Linked DNA regions of Homo sapiens: regions 1 and 3 are each linked to region 2. Evidence: chromatin contacts called from ENCODE Hi-C or POLR2A ChIA-PET data. All regions are on one chromosome and are shown on one strand. The core of a region is the stretch at or near the end of the contact, and the rest is flanking DNA. Distances in the headings are between cores, read along the strand shown.

The links. A loop is a pair of places that touch in the nucleus more often than their neighbours do. ChIA-PET counts read pairs that join two places held with the same protein, here RNA polymerase II (POLR2A). Pooled maps may share reads with other maps.
Region 1: a pooled map shows a loop between it and region 2 (6-fold over the local background). The contact joins the promoter of ELOF1 here to the promoter of SMARCA4 in region 2. A Hi-C loop is called at or near these places in 9 of 50 pooled maps. POLR2A ChIA-PET finds 5 or more read pairs at or near these places in 2 of 52 experiments (GM12878 and naive thymus-derived CD8-positive, alpha-beta T cell).
Region 3: a loop to region 2 is called in a pooled map, with 8 times the contacts of the local background. The contact joins the promoter of ELAVL3 here to the promoter of SMARCA4 in region 2. A Hi-C loop is called at or near these places in 5 of 50 pooled maps. POLR2A ChIA-PET finds 5 or more read pairs at or near these places in 4 of 52 experiments (H1, activated CD8-positive, alpha-beta memory T cell, activated T-cell and 1 more).

What each region holds. Positions count from the first base shown.
Region 1 is chr19:11,556,500-11,561,063 of GRCh38, forward strand. It overlaps ELOF1 (elongation factor 1), which reads right to left and starts at 2,731. Exons shown (of 4, transcript NM_032377.4): 1 at 2,692-2,731. RefSeq lists an enhancer at 4,055-4,349.
Region 2 is chr19:10,958,339-10,963,121 of GRCh38, forward strand. It overlaps SMARCA4 (SWI/SNF related BAF chromatin remodeling complex subunit ATPase 4), which reads left to right and starts at 2,692. Exons shown (of 35, transcript NM_003072.5): 1 at 2,692-2,836. RefSeq lists silencers at 2,420-2,839, 2,890-2,949, 3,000-3,059.
Region 3 is chr19:11,479,169-11,484,230 of GRCh38, forward strand. ELAVL3 (ELAV like RNA binding protein 3) reads right to left here and starts at 1,878. Exons shown (of 7, transcript NM_001420.4): 1 at 1,432-1,878. The coding sequence starts at 1,440. ZNF653 (zinc finger protein 653) reads right to left here. Exons shown (of 9, transcript NM_138783.4): 8 at 4,874-4,973; 9 at 4,261-4,691. The coding sequence ends at 4,514. RefSeq lists silencers at 396-590, 2,965-3,214, 3,245-3,684.

The sequences.
Region 1 (4,564 bases), core at 1,481-3,980, 600 kb after region 2:
CGTGTTAGCCAGGATGGTCTCGATCTCCTGACCTCGTGATCCGCCTGTCTCGGCCTCCCAAAGTGCTGGGATTACAGGCGTGAGCCACCACGCCCAGCCAACACCCCCAACTCTTAACTGTGATGCTTCCAGTTCACTGAGTAAATAGAAGCAATCCAAAGACAGCTCCTAGGACCAACTCATTCAGCCATTCACCCACCCTCTTTATTTATCTAAGAGATGAGGTCTTGCTCTGTTGCCCAGGCTGGAGTGCAGTGGCATGATCACAGCTTGCTAAAGCCTCAATCCTCTGGCCTCAGCCTGCTCAGTAGCTGGGACAACAGGTGTGCACCACCATGCCCAGCTTCGGCATGCCTCCTTTACTATGGAAGTAAGTTCCTGCAAAAACAATTTGTTCATTCTGCCCTGGCTCCCATCCCCTTTTCTTTGAGCAACATCAAATTTTCCAGCTCCACTGGATCACTCTCACACACTTGTTATTACCTCTCTCCTCATTTAAAAAGGGGGAAAAAAAAACTCTTCATCCTCTTCCAGCTATGATCCTTTTCTCTGCAGGCTGTTTTAGTGTACAGCCATCTGCATTCCCACCCATCTCTCTGCACCCCTTGCCTCCAAACTTAGGTTACTGGTGGCTCCATACTGCAAATCCCAATGGCAGTCCTCCCATTCCAGAGGTCCTTCCTCCCCTGAGAGCACATGTGGCTCTCAGGATGCCATGTGCTCCCTGTCCTCTGCCTCACTGGTGGCTCCTGCTAGTCTCCTATGCTCCTGCCTCTCTGCCAACTTGCTCCAATGAAGAGAGCACGTGAGTTTGGGCCAGGCGCTGTGGCTCACGTTTATAATCCCAGCACTTTGGGAGGCCAAGGTGGGCAGATCACTTGAGGTTAGGAGTTGGAGACCAGCCTGGCCAACATGGTGAAACCCCATTTCTACTAAAAATACAAAAATTAGCTGGGCGTGGTGGCACATGCCTGTAATCCCAGCTAATAGAGAGGCTGAGGCAGGAGAATCGCTTGAACCTGGGAGTCGGAGGTTTCAGTGAGCTGAGATTGTGCCACCGCACTCCAGCCTGGGCAACAGAGCAAAACTTCATCTAAAAAAAAAAAAAAAAAAGGCTGAGTGCAGTGGTTCACGCCTGTAATCCCAGCACTTTGGGAGGCCGAGGTGGGCAGATCACGAGGTCAGGAGTTCGAGACCAGCCTGACCAACATGGTGAAACCCCATCTCTACTAAAAATACAAAAATTAGCCAGGCATGGTGGTGCACGCCTGTAATCCCAGCTACTCGGGAGGCTGAGGCAGGAGAATCACTTGAACCTGGGAGGCGGAGGTTGCAGTGAGCCGAGGCACTCCAGCCTGGGCAACAGAGCAAAAAGCCCATGAGTTTAATTGTTGGATCCTCTCCTTTCTGGCTATACTCACCACATGAAGATTTCACCCAGTCTTAGGGCTTCATGCCTACTCTACACTGAGGCCACCTGCTTCTCCAGCCTTGAGTCTGAACTGCAGACTCTGATCTATCTGCCTCAGCCACACCTCCACCTGATGTCTAACTTCCACCTAAGATTAAACATATCATGTCCAAAACCAAGCCCCTGACATTGCAACCTGCTCTTCCAGTCTTCCTCATCTCAGCTAACAGCAATTCCATCTTTCCGGATAATCAAATCAGAAACCTTGGATTCATCCTCAATGTCTTTTTCCCTCACACATTCCTTATGCGATCCTCCCCCTGCCCCTCTACCTCTGAAATATAAATTAGCCGCGGCACCACGCCCAGCTAATTTTTGTATTTTTTGTAGAGACAGGGACCCACCATGTTGCCCAGCCTGGTCTGGAACTCCTGGGCTCAAGAGATACTCCCGCCTCGGCCTCCCAAAGTGCTGGCGTTACAAGCATGAGCCACCGTGCCCAGCAATAACCATTACTGAATAAATCACTCAATCAGTTTGCTTGTAACTCTATCACTTTGGGACGTCACGCCCGTAATCTCATCACTTTGGGAGGCCCAGGTGGGAAGATCGCTTGAAGCCAGGAGTTCCAGACCAGCCTGGGAAACAGAGTGAGACCCTTCATCTCTACAAAATTACAAAAATTAGCCTTGAGTCTGTAGTCCCAGCTACTCGGCAAGCTGAAGTGGGAAGCTTGCGCCCAGGAGGTCGAGGCTGCAATGAGCTATGATCGCGCCACTGCACTCCAGCCTCGGCGACACAGCAAGACTCACTCTCAAAAAAAAAAAAAAAAGTCCAAACAAAATCTACGGATGAGCCCCAGAAGCTCATTTTGCCCAGGGACTACAGTCTCCCCATCCCATGAATGGGGTCTGGCTTGCACAAGGAATGCAGAGGCCTCAGCCTGTCCTGTGACAACGTTAAGTCCAAGAGCGCCAAAAGGGGATGGCAGAGGAGTCATCCCCCGAATCTGCTGGTACCCAAGAGGTGGGGGGTTGGCTGTTCCTCCAGACTCACTAAAGCTTCGGCATCGCCTCCCGACGGCCGCCGGGAGGAGCCAGGCGTCCCGGTAGTCGCGCTTGGAAGGATGGGGTCGGGGGGAGTCAGTCTCCCCGACCGGCTTTCCCCCAAGCTCGAGGTCCCAGGAGCCTCCTCCAGGACCCCGTAAACGCACGGAGTAGAGGAACTTCCAGTCCTGCCCACCCCCAACGCCCACTCGCACGAGCCGCACCAGCACTCACCTTCTCCAGCTGCGAAAGCTCCGTTCACCCGGGAGATAGTGACTTCCGACTCCTGCCGGAAGCGGAAACCCCTCTCCTACTTTCAGGTCCCGGCCACCCCCATCCCGGACAGCCCAGCAAATAGGCCCTGCCTCCTTCGCCGCTCCTCTGAGCGCACGCGTACTCAAATAGCAGCGCTCCGACGGAGACGCAGTGCGCCTGCGCAAGAGCCGGTGCGTATTTGCCTGTACCTACGCGCGATGCCAGTACTTCTGGTCAGTTTCCAGGAGCGGCAAGTGAGGAATATGAAATAACCTTATGGCTGAATCAGGGTGAAGGGGAAGCTTGTAAGCATGGAAGACGCTCTACTCAAACTAAAAAGTTCAAGTTCTGATCCAGCAGATGAAGAGGGAGGCCTGAGAGGCTGCTGTTCTAACTCGCTCCCAGGTGACTTCCATGCTGCTGATCCGCAGACCACATTTTGAGTGCCCAGATTGTAGTAGATGAGGTTGAGTGGACAGGCTGGGGCCAGATTCCATGGAGCCTCGTGGGCCGTGTTAAGGATTTTTATTTTTTATTTTTGTTTTATTTTATTTTATTTTTTTGAGACGGAGTCTCACTTTGTCGCCCAGGCTGGAGTGCAGTGGCTCGATTTCGGCCCACTGCAACCTCCGCCTCCCAGGTTCAAGTGATTCTCCTACCTCAGCCTCCCGAGTAGCTGGGATTACAGGCGCCGGTCACCGCGCCCGGCTAATTTTTGTAGTTTTTTTTTTTTTTTTTTTTTTGAGTAGGGATGGGGTCTCACCATCTTGGCCAGGCTGGTCTTGAACTCCTGACCTCGTGATCCACCCGCCTCGGCCTCCCAAAGTGCTGGGATTACAGGCGCGATCCACCCGCCTCGGTCTCCCAAAGTGCTGGGATTACAGGCGTGAGCCACCGCGCCCGGCCAAGGACTTTTATTGGTTTTTATTTTTGGTTTTGTTTTTTTCTGAGACAGGGTTTCGCTCCGTCGCCCAGGCTGGAGTGCAGTGACGCCATATGGGCTCACTGCAACCTTAGCCTCCCGGGTTCAAGCGATCCTCCTGCCTCAGCCTCTTAAGTAGCTGTGATTACAGGTGCGCACTACCATGCCTGGCTAATTTTTGTATTTTTAGTAGAGATGGGGTTTCACCATGTTGGTCAGGCTGGTCTCGAACTCCTGACCTCAAGTGATCCATCCACCTCGGCCTCTCAAATTGTTGGGATTACAGGCATGAGCCACCACACCTGGCCTGAAAAAGATATTTCAAGATGGAGAGAGAGAGGGGTTAGCTGTGTCACGTGTCCCTGAGTTGAAGAAGATGAGGAAAGAGAATTGACAGTTGAGTTTGGCAAGGGTCTGGTCCCTGCGGACCTTGATAAGAGCTGTTGCATTAGAGTGTTCAGGAAGATAATTTGTAATGAAATGTATTTCGAATACAGATGCTCTTTGATTTACGATGGGGTTACATCCCGATAAACCTATCATAATCAAGTCAGGGGCTGTCTGTAGAGGGATCTCTAGGATATCCCCTAGGGGGCAGTGTTACCCTGGTAACCGTCAAGTGTAACCAGTAGAACTGCCCTCTTGTGAGACCCTTTTTCAGTGCTGGAGCAAACTAGAATACACACAGGATGGAATCATACTATACAGTTACCGTGCAACTTGCTATTTCCACTTAACCATCTATACACGTATACCTAACTTTTGTTTTTAGTAGCTACATGATTCATAGTGCAACTCTGCCATAGTATAATCAACGGTTATCCTACTGATGGACAATTCCTGGACTTTCCTGAGTTTTGCCACTGTGATGATGCAGTAAATGTCCCTGAATCAGTATCCTTAAGACTGGATCTTTAGTGAAGCATAGTT
Region 2 (4,783 bases), core at 1,442-3,941:
CTCCCTCTGTCACCAGGCTGGAGTATAGTGGCACGCTCGACTCACTGCAACCTCCGCCTCCTGGGTTCATGCAATTCTGCCTCAGCCTCCTGAGTAGCTGGCACTACAGGCACGCGCCACCACAGCCAGCTAATTTTTGTATTTTTAGTAGAGATGGTGTTTCACCACATTGGCCAGGATGGTCTCAATCTCTTGACCTCATGATCCACCTGCCTTGGCCTCCCAAAGTGTTGGGATTACAGACGTGAGCCACTGGGCCCAGCATTTTTTTTTTTTTTTTTTTTTTTTGAGATGGAGTTTTACTCTCGTCACCCAGGCTGGAGCGCAATGACATGATCTTGGCTCACTGTAACCTCCACCTCCTGGGTTCAAGAAATTCTCCTGCCTCAGCCTGCCGAGTAGCTGTGATTACAGGCACCTGCCACTATGCCTGGCTAATTAATTTTTTTGTATTTTTAGTAGAAACGGGGTTTCACCATGTTGGCCAGGCTGGTCTCGAACTCCTTACCTCAGGTCATCTGCCCACCTTGGCTTCCGAAAGTGCTGGGATTACAGATGTCAGCCACCGCACCCAGCCTTATTGTTTGTTTCACAGGTGAAGAAAGTGAGGTGTAGATGCTCTGGTAAACCTGCCTGGTATTACCCATGCATCACCCAGGTAGTAGAAATGGAGTCGTGTTTTAAACCCAGGTCCTTCTGGGGCCTGGCTTGGTGGCTCATGCCTGTAATCCCAGTGCACTGGGAGGCTGAGCCAGGAGGACTGCTTGAGCCCAGTAGTTTGAGACCAGCTTGGGTAACACAGCAGACCTCAGCTCTACAGAACATAACAGACAAAAAAAAAAAAAAAAAAAAAAAGCTGGTGGTGGTGGCATGTACCTGTAGTCACAGCTATTTGGGAGGCTGAGGTGGATCCCTTGAGTCCAGGAGTTTGAGGCTGCACTGAGCTGTGGTTACACCATTGCACTCCAGCCTGGGTTACAGAGCAAGACCCTGTCTCTAATAAAACAAACAATTAAACAAAAACCCACCCAGGTGAGGTGGCTCACGCCTGTAATCCCAACACTTTGGGAGGCTGAGGTGGGCGGATCACTTGAGGTCAGGAGTTAAAAACCAGCCTGGCCAACATGGTGAAACTCTGTCTCAACTAAAAATACAAAAATTAGCCGGGCGTGGTGGCGGACGCCTGTAGTCCCAGTTACTCGGGAGGCTGAGGCAGGAGAATCGCTTGAATCTGGGAGGCAGAAGTTGCAGTGAGCTGAGATCGTGCCACCTCACTCCAGCCTGGGCAATGGAGTAAGACTCCGTCTCAAAACAAACAAACAAACAAACAAACAAACAAACAAACACACAAAAAAGAAAACACACAGAAGAGGCCAAGAGGCTCAGGGCCTTCACTCTCGGAGGAAGGTTTCTCTCTTTCACCACCAGCCTGTATGCATTCAAACGTGTTCTTTGCAACGACGACTTCCGTGGCTGCCCTATTTAAAATGTCCATGATCCTCCCAGTGTTCACCTCACACTGTACTATTTATTTTTTTTGAGACGGAATTTCACTCTTGTTGCCCAGGCTGGAGTGCAATAGTACGATCTCGGCTCACTACAATCTCCACCTCCTGGGCTCAAGCGATTCTCCTGCCTCAGCCTCCCGAGTAGCTGTGACTACAGGCGTGTGCCACCACGCCCGGCTAATTTTTTGTATTTTTAGTAAAGACGGGGTTTCACCGTGTTAGCCAGGATAGTCTCATCTCCTGACCTCATGATCCACCAGCCTAGGCCTCCCTAAGTGCTGGGATTACAGGCATGAGCTACCGCGCCCGGCTAATTTTTGTATTTTTAATAGAGACGGGTTTCACCATGGTGGTCAGGCTCGTTTCTAACTCCCGACCTCAGGTGATCCGGCCGCCTCGGCCTCCCAAAGTGCTGGATTACAGGCGTGAGCCACCAAGTCCGGCCTCTCATACTGCACTATTTTGCTTATTAATCTTGCTTCTTGTCCTCCTTCCCCACTAGACCGAGGGCTCCACGGCGGCTGGGACACAGTAGCAGATCAATAAATATTTGCTAAGCTAATTAATGGCACTTGGGAAGTTTTGCAGAGAAGGCGGCCACGGTCGGGCCCCGCCTTGCCTCCCCAAATAGGCCTCGCCGCCCCAGGTCAGGGATCAAAGCGGTTCCCAGGCGCGCCCTTGGCCCGCGGGAAACCACTGCCCGGTCTTGGTCCAGGCGGCCCGTCCTACGGTCCAGGGTTCCTATTTCCGAGCCTCAGGGACCTCCTTTCCCCACGGACCCCACGGCCACCGGGATCCCATTCTCCAGTTGCCCCATCGTCACCGCGGCCGCCGCCACCGCCGCCGCAGTGGCGTCCGCTCTGCGCATGCTCCGGGGCGTCAAGACGCGAGGCGTGCAGAAGGCGAAGCGTGCGCAGGCGCGGGGCCATCGCGGCCCGAGTGGGGCGGTGCATCGGACGCGCGTGCTTCCTCCGGGCCACGCCCACCCCCGTCCGCCCAGGGACGGGCGCGCACGCGCGCCGGGAGCGGAAGGGCGGGCTGGCGCGCGCACGAGGCCGGGCAGGCGGCGGAAGCTGGAGAGGCCGCCGCGGTGCTGAGGGGGAGGGGAGCCGGCGAGCGCGCGCGCAGCGGGGGCGCGGGTGGCGCGCGTGTGTGTGAAGGGGGGGCGGTGGCCGAGGCGGGCGGGCGCGCGCGCGAGGCTTCCCCTCGTTTGGCGGCGGCGGCGGCTTCTTTGTTTCGTGAAGAGAAGCGAGACGCCCATTCTGCCCCCGGCCCCGCGCGGAGGGGCGGGGGAGGCGCCGGGAAGTCGACGGCGCCGGCGGCTCCTGGTAAGGAACGCGGGCCGCGGGGGCAGCGCGGCGCGGGGCCGGGGAGGGCGGTTTGAATGGAGCCGGGGCGCCGAGGGGGGAGGGGGCTGCCGGCGCGCCCTGTGCGGGGCCGGGGTACGGCGGCGCCCGAGGGTCAAGAAGCCCAGCCGGCAGCCGCGCGCGTGGGGAAGGCCACAGTGTCGCGAGGCCGTGGCAGCGGCGGCCCCCGCGGAGCGGCGGGGTGGGTGGGGGGCCCGGGCCGCGTGGAGGCCGCGCGATCCTCTCCGCGCGCGCTCTCGCCGGGGTCGCCGGACAAAGCTCGCCCCCCTCGCCCGGCACCCCTACAGTCGCCCTCCCAATTACAGCGGCTGCAACAATAGGCAGGCGTTGGGGCTTTTCTGGCTGCGTGGTAACGGGTCCGACCCGAATGTTGCGTTTTTGGCGAAGCTGCGATCGGGGCTCAGCCAAACCTCCAGATATGTCCGGCGTCGGCCGGACACGGGCATTAGCGGTCCCCTTGGGCTAGCCGACCTCAAATTGTCTTAAAAACGTGTCATTCCAGATTTTCAAGGAAAGGTAAAGGACTCCCCCGATGCCTTGCAGTTAGTGACTTCAAAATGTTTGCCCGAATTGGGGTTGGGGATGGGGTCGGCGGCAAGTAGGGGAGCACGGAGGAAATCCTTTGCTGTGTAAAAGCATTGCTTTTCTTTTGCATCCTTTTTTCTCCTTCCCAATTGGTTTTTCAGATTAAGGCTTTTATTTTCAACGTGGACCTTTTGGGCGAGTGTTTTGTCCCGATCTTGAAGATACCAGTCTTGATTTTTTTTTTTTTTTTTTTTGGTCAGTGACTCCTTGGGGAAAGTAGCAAGGGAATAAGCGGAAAAGCCGCTTCGCAGGAATTTGAAGCAAGTTTTCAGTTTGGATTGATAGGCTGCATTCAAGCTTGATTCCTGGTGCTGTCAGTCACTTAGCACACTGTCACTTTAGGGAAGTGGCTTAACCTCTCTGAACCTCTTAGTTTTCCTCCTTTGTGAAAGCTCCTTTGTGAAAGGGGGTAATCTCCCAAATGGAATTGGTGAAAGCCTGTAAAATGGTTCCTCGCAAGCGGGAAGCACTATTGTAATTGTCTGGTCCAATCTCCCTCATTGTTCAGCAGATAACTTCTTGAGGCCCTACTAAGTGTTGGATGGTCGGGGGTTGGATCCTGGAGCCTCTGCAGTCTTGGAGGGGAGCGGGTGGTAAATGTGGGAACAAACTCTCTTGGCCTATCGTTTATTGCTCTGAACCTGCACTGTGAGAGGGACACAGCGGACAGGCAGGGGATCGGTGGTAGCCAGAGATCACGGGGGCTGCTTGGAAGAGGGGGCCTCAAAATCAGGGAGGGTGTGTAGGATTGTATTTTGTTTTTGAGGCAGAGTCTTGCCTGTCGCCCAGGCTGGAGTTCAGAGTCCCAATCTCCGCTCACTGTAACCTCCGCCTCCTGGGTTCAAGCGATTCTCCTGCCTCAGCCTCCTGAGTAGCTGGGACTACAGGCGCCCGCCACCACGCCTGGCTAATTTTTGTATTTTTAGTAGATATGGGGTTTTACCATGTTGGCCAGGCTGGTCTCAAACTCCTGACTTAAGGTGATCCACCCACCTCGGCCTCCCAAAGTGCTAGGACTACATGTGTGAGCCACTGCGCCAGGATTGTATTTTGACTTTCCCTGGCCACCTCGGACTAGCCATTGTTCCCCTCAGCTACATTCATACATCAACTTGGTCCTTTCCGGTGTAGCTGTCACCCCCAGCACCGTGAGAGCTGGGGTTGTGTCTGCCTGGCTGGCCCCACAGTACCCTGGGCCTGACACATAGTAGGTCTTTAGCGAACTTATGTGGATTGAATGAGGGGGTCCTGTGGAAGATCGCGTGACCATCTGTGTAAAAGGCTTGGTGCAGGGCCAGGTGCAGTGGCTCATACCTGAAATCC
Region 3 (5,062 bases), core at 628-3,127, 520 kb after region 2:
GTTCTGAGGTCCTCAGGAGGCCACACTCCAGTTCCCAGACCTGGGTGAACAGCACGAGGCCCAGAGAGGGAAAGGAACGGCCTGAGGTCACACAGCAGGTGAGCCAGGCCTCCGGGACCTCATTTCTCAGAGCCAGGTGGGCGGGTCCCAGGGTCCAGGAGGGGAGAGGCTTAGGCATGGAGGGAGCGCCAATCATGCCCCCACCCCCAGTGCTAGCCACGACTCGAAAAAGGGGCCCGGAAAGAGACACAATGCACAGAGACACACACGCAGAGACGGAGAGATAGGAAGAGTGGAAGAGGGAGGCCCAGGCGCCGGGACCAGACAAAGGACGCGCGGCGGCGCGGGGAGCGGAGTCGCGCGGCAGGGGCGGGGGTGGAGCCGGGGTGGGGCTATAACTGGCCAGCCCCGCCCCCGGGATACGCCCGGGCTGCCGAGTGGGAATCCGAGGGCTCGGGCGAGGCCGGGCCCCCGGGGCCCTGGGGGCGGGGCCTAGATGGGCGTGCCCGGGCGTGGCCAGGCAGGGCGTGGCAGGGCGGGAGGGGCTGCGCGCTCGGGAGCTGACCAGCTCCGTGGCTGCTGAAAGCACCGAGCGCGGGGCTAGCGGTGCGGGCGAGCAGGCGGGCGGGCCGCGCTCAAGGTCACCTCGCGGCCCAGAGCCTTGGCGAGGTGGGGAGCCTGGACCTGGCCTAAGGGGGCTGTCTCGGCCTCCCACCCCATCTCCCGGGGGGCGGAGACCCGGGAGCCCAGAGGTGCCCCCCCAACCCGCGGGCCCTCCTCTCCCCTCCCCCTCCCCGCAGCCCGAGGCGCCCGCGCGAGGCTGCGGCCCGCGAAGAAGCGCCGAGAAACAAAGGGACGCGGCAGCAGCGGCGGCGGGCCCGCGGGGCCTCCGGGCGCGCCCCCTCCTCTCCCCTCCCCGCTTGCCGCAAGGTCGACGGGCTCGAGGACGAGACGCCCGCCTCCCGGGTGCGGCCGAGGCCCGGGGCGCGCGATCCGACGCCACCCGCTTTCCCAGGGCTCTCGGGGACGCTTTGTCGCTTTGGCTTGGCCCAGCACCAGTGATCGGGCCCTGCGTTTGCCTGGGCGGCCTGCGGGGTCTGGGCCTGGATGGAGGAAGCATCCTTAGCCGCCGCGGCCCCTCCCCCATCAGGCCTGCTGGAGAGGGGGCAATCCCGCCTCCAGGGCGGCGTCGGACGCCTCCCGAATCGCAGTCAGTCTCCCTAAGGCCCTCTCAGACCAAGCTCTAAGCGCCCTCAGCACTCTGGGCGCGGCCCTGCCCACTCTCAGGCCCCGAGGCTTGGTCCTACCCCCCCAACCCGGGCCTAGCTAGGCCTGGTCCTACCCCCCCCGCCGCACCCGCCCAATCTCCGCGGAGCCTGGGCCCAACTCCTCCCCGTCCCGATTCCCTTTCGGCGACAGGGGAATACCTACAGTGACCATTCTTGTGTGCCCGGCGGGCGCGGTCCGTGTTGAGGGGGGCTCCGGGGGTGGTGCACTCCTAGGGGGGCGCCCGATGCTCACGCTGGGGTCCCGCCCGGGCGGCCTCTGGTGCGGCCGCTGCAGATGTGGCGATGAAGGCGGCGGCTCCCTCGAGGGCCAGGGACGGGCCCGAACCCGGGGATGCGCGCGCGGATGGCCGGGCCCCGGGGTGGCCTGCGGGCGGCAGGGGATGGAAAGAGGGAGCGGGCGCGGGGTTGAGGACGCCCCCTGCGCGGCCCCGCGGGGCCCGGGGAGGTTGCGCTTCCCGACAGAGATCGCGGCGCTCTGCCTTTCGCCGCCGCCCCTCGGTCGGTCCTGTCCGGTCCCGTGTGTTCAAGTCCTCTCCCCTCGCCCACCCTCCCTCCCTCCCTCCGGCCCGCGCTGCGCGCTCCGCGCTCTGGACCGCGCCGCCGCCGCCCCCAGCCCTTTATAGCAGCAGCTGCCAGCGCCGGCGTCGCTCATTGGCTGCGGCGACCGAGCTCCGCCTCCTCGCGGCTCCCGACGGCGCGGCAGGTGGAAGTGAGCGCGCACTGGTCGGGACTCTGAATCCCCCAAAAGCGCATCCTAGGTGCTCGGGTTGCCAGATTTGGGCCCTCCTTCCCTCGAGGCCCTTGCTTCCTACCCTGGCACCCCTTCTTGGGCTGGCTTTCGGGCCAGGAGACGGGCTCCCCTCCTCCGTCCAGCTCCTAGAGCTGGAGGAGCCAACAGAGCGAGGAGGTATTAGTGGCCTGAATATGCGACCTTCCAGAGGTGTTGTCCACTGAGGGAACTGGACAGGGGATCAGGAACCAATATTTTAGTAGGCAGAGGCCTGGGTCCCCAGATTTGGAGGCACCAGTGTAGACCACCTCAAGACCACGGGGGAGGGTGGCTACTGTGGCCCTAGTCTTCTGCAGAAGGAGACTGGGACGCTGTTGGTTTTGAGTGAGCTGGATCCTTCTAGGGTTCAAAAGGTAAGGACTGGCACTCCCCAGTGCAAGGAAACTCCGCACTGCTCCGAAGGGGGTGAAAAGGTTTGGGGCTCAGTGTTCTGGACAATCATCGCTGGAGCCATGCAGCTCTGGGAAACCACGGATCCTTCTTGGACCCCACAGAACTGGGGTGGGTGGATCTGCCACATAAATGTCCTGGCTTTCTAGGCTCGTGATTGGTCCTCCTGACTGTGGAGTCATGCTCGCTCTCTGCTAGGGGGAACCTGGCCTCTCTCTAAGGCGTTGGGGGTGGCGCAGCCTCCTTTGGTGCGCGGGCGCCGGTGCATGTTTACGTCGGGGCGCGGGAACTAGCACACACTGGGGCGGGGTCGCCAGGGCGTGAGGCTTCAGCACCACAGACAGCAATCCGACAGTCCGGTCGAGGGCGCTGCCGGCGAGGTAGCCCAGACCCCCTAACTGGAGAGCGGCAGTCCCCACCCAATCCTCGTTCCTGCACGCCCTTTAGGCTCCAGACTGTCAGAGAGCGCCACCAGCGAGGAGAGCCTAATTTGCCCAATCAGGGGCGGCCCTTGAGATAACCAGTTACTGGAAGATGCCCTAGAGATCGAGCCAATGGGAGTGCGCGCACCAGGGGATGCTGCCACGCCTGGAAAGGGCAGGCCAATCGCAGTGGCCCGCGCAATAGGGGCGGTGGCGGTGCAGATCCCCGGGTGGCCCCTCTTGGGCTCGCCGGGGCGACCTGGCTGCGGGCGCTAGGGGCCCCAAGCGATGGTCTGTTCCCCACCCCGTGTTCCTCCCGGTTTCCGTCATCGGAAACTGAGCTAGGAGGGGGGCTGCTCCTGGGCGCGCGGACCCCGCTGCGGTTCCCATGGAAACCTGCCGGCTCCGGCAGTGCGGGGAGAGTGGAGGGGACCTGCCTCGCGGGGGGAGGGAGCTCGCGGGGGCGGCCCCAGCGGCCGGACTCGCTCATCCTTGCCGATTCTTCTGTCCCCGGCTGGGGTAGCCCCCCGGTCCGCAGCAGGAACTGAGGCATAGCTGGGGCCCCGCCTCATCCCCCGAACTGGTGAGGAACCGGCGGGGCCAATCTGCGCGTGGCGCCACAGGGCTCCCCCGGGCACGTGCCTGAGCTCGCGGCTGCGGTCCCCAGGGTCACGTGGCTGCGGCCACCAGGGCCTACGCGCCTCGCACGCCACCTAGCGGCCGCGCCTCGCTCCCCGCCCCTCTCTCTAGCGGCCCGCAGGAGGCGGCGGCCTCAGCATCCTCCTCCGGGAAATGGGGCCAGGGCAGCCGCCGCCAACTCCCCTTCCCCCCGCGGCTTCCTGTTTTAGGAACACGCCGAGCTAGTTCTACCTCGGGGTTTTGGCACTGGTTGTTCCTCTGGCCTGAGAATTTCCTCCCCCAGCTTTCTTCTGGGATAGATCTTTGTCATTCTGGTCTATGCGCAAATGCCACCTCCTCAGAGGCCCTCCCTGACCACCGACCTAAACAGCATCCCCGGAAAACAACGCATCACTCTCTCTTTTGCATGGCGCTTGTCGCTAGCTGCAAATGTTTCTCATTTTAGGGGTTTACTGAACACCTCCCCATCTCATCCCGGAGCTCACTGAGGGTGGGAGATGGGTGCCCCATAAAACAGGAGGAAGTGGAAATTAGGGTCCTGAGTTCCGGGAGATGCCCAGAGACCCCAGACCCCCAAGCCTCACCCCATCCTGTGGGAGCAGGGGCTGTGCGAGGCTGCTGGGCCCAGGGGCATCCCTCGTTCCCTGCCTCGCTTAGGAAGGGATCAAGTAGGCTGGAGACAGAGAGGGGCCTGGCACCCCAAATCATTCAGGCCTAGGGGAAGGGCATCTCCTTTCTCGCTCTTTAATCTCACTCTGCTCTCTTGACACAGTTCCAGCAATGCAGCCCCAGGCACCAGCTCCGAGAAGGATGCGGTGGGGCGGGGTGGGGAACCTGCCCAGGGGGCCCAGCTCTGGGGCGGGGCGGGGGCGCCTCCTTCCGGCCCGCGGTCCGGGCGGCCCTCGCAGCTGTCCAGGCCCCGGCAAGCCCGGGCGTGGTGTCCGAGCGGACGAATAAATAGGGGCGGTCAGTGGTCAGGTGGGTCAGGTGGGCTTGTGATCCGGGTGGCTTTTGAGCGTGTGGAACTTGACGCTGTCCAGCTTCTCGAAGCGCTTCCCGCAGCGATCGCACGTGAAGTTGTACTGCACCTCCGCAGTGTGCTTCTTCATGTGCCAGTTGAGCGACGCGCGCTGCCGGCACTGGTAGCCACAGATCTCGCACCTGCCGGGAGCCCGTGGCGGGACGGGGCGGGGTCAGAGTGGGCGGGGCGGGGCGGGGCCCTACAAGGCCGAGCGCAGGTGGAACCGGGCCCAGACACTGCGTTGGGGCGAAGCCGCCCCTGGGACCTGCTGGGATCCCCTCCCACCCAATCCTCTAGCGGCACGGGGCGGCCTGTCACTCACTGCAGGGGGGTCTCGCCGGTGTGGGTGCGCCGATGTACCTCCAGGTGGTTCTTCCTCTTGAAGGACTTGCCGCAGGTCTCGCAGGTGAATTCACGGACACCTGGGGGCGGTGGGGACCGAGGCTGAGGACGGTGGGCTATGGGGTGTCTCTGATGTGCTGCAGACTCTGATGCTAGAAGGAGCATCAGG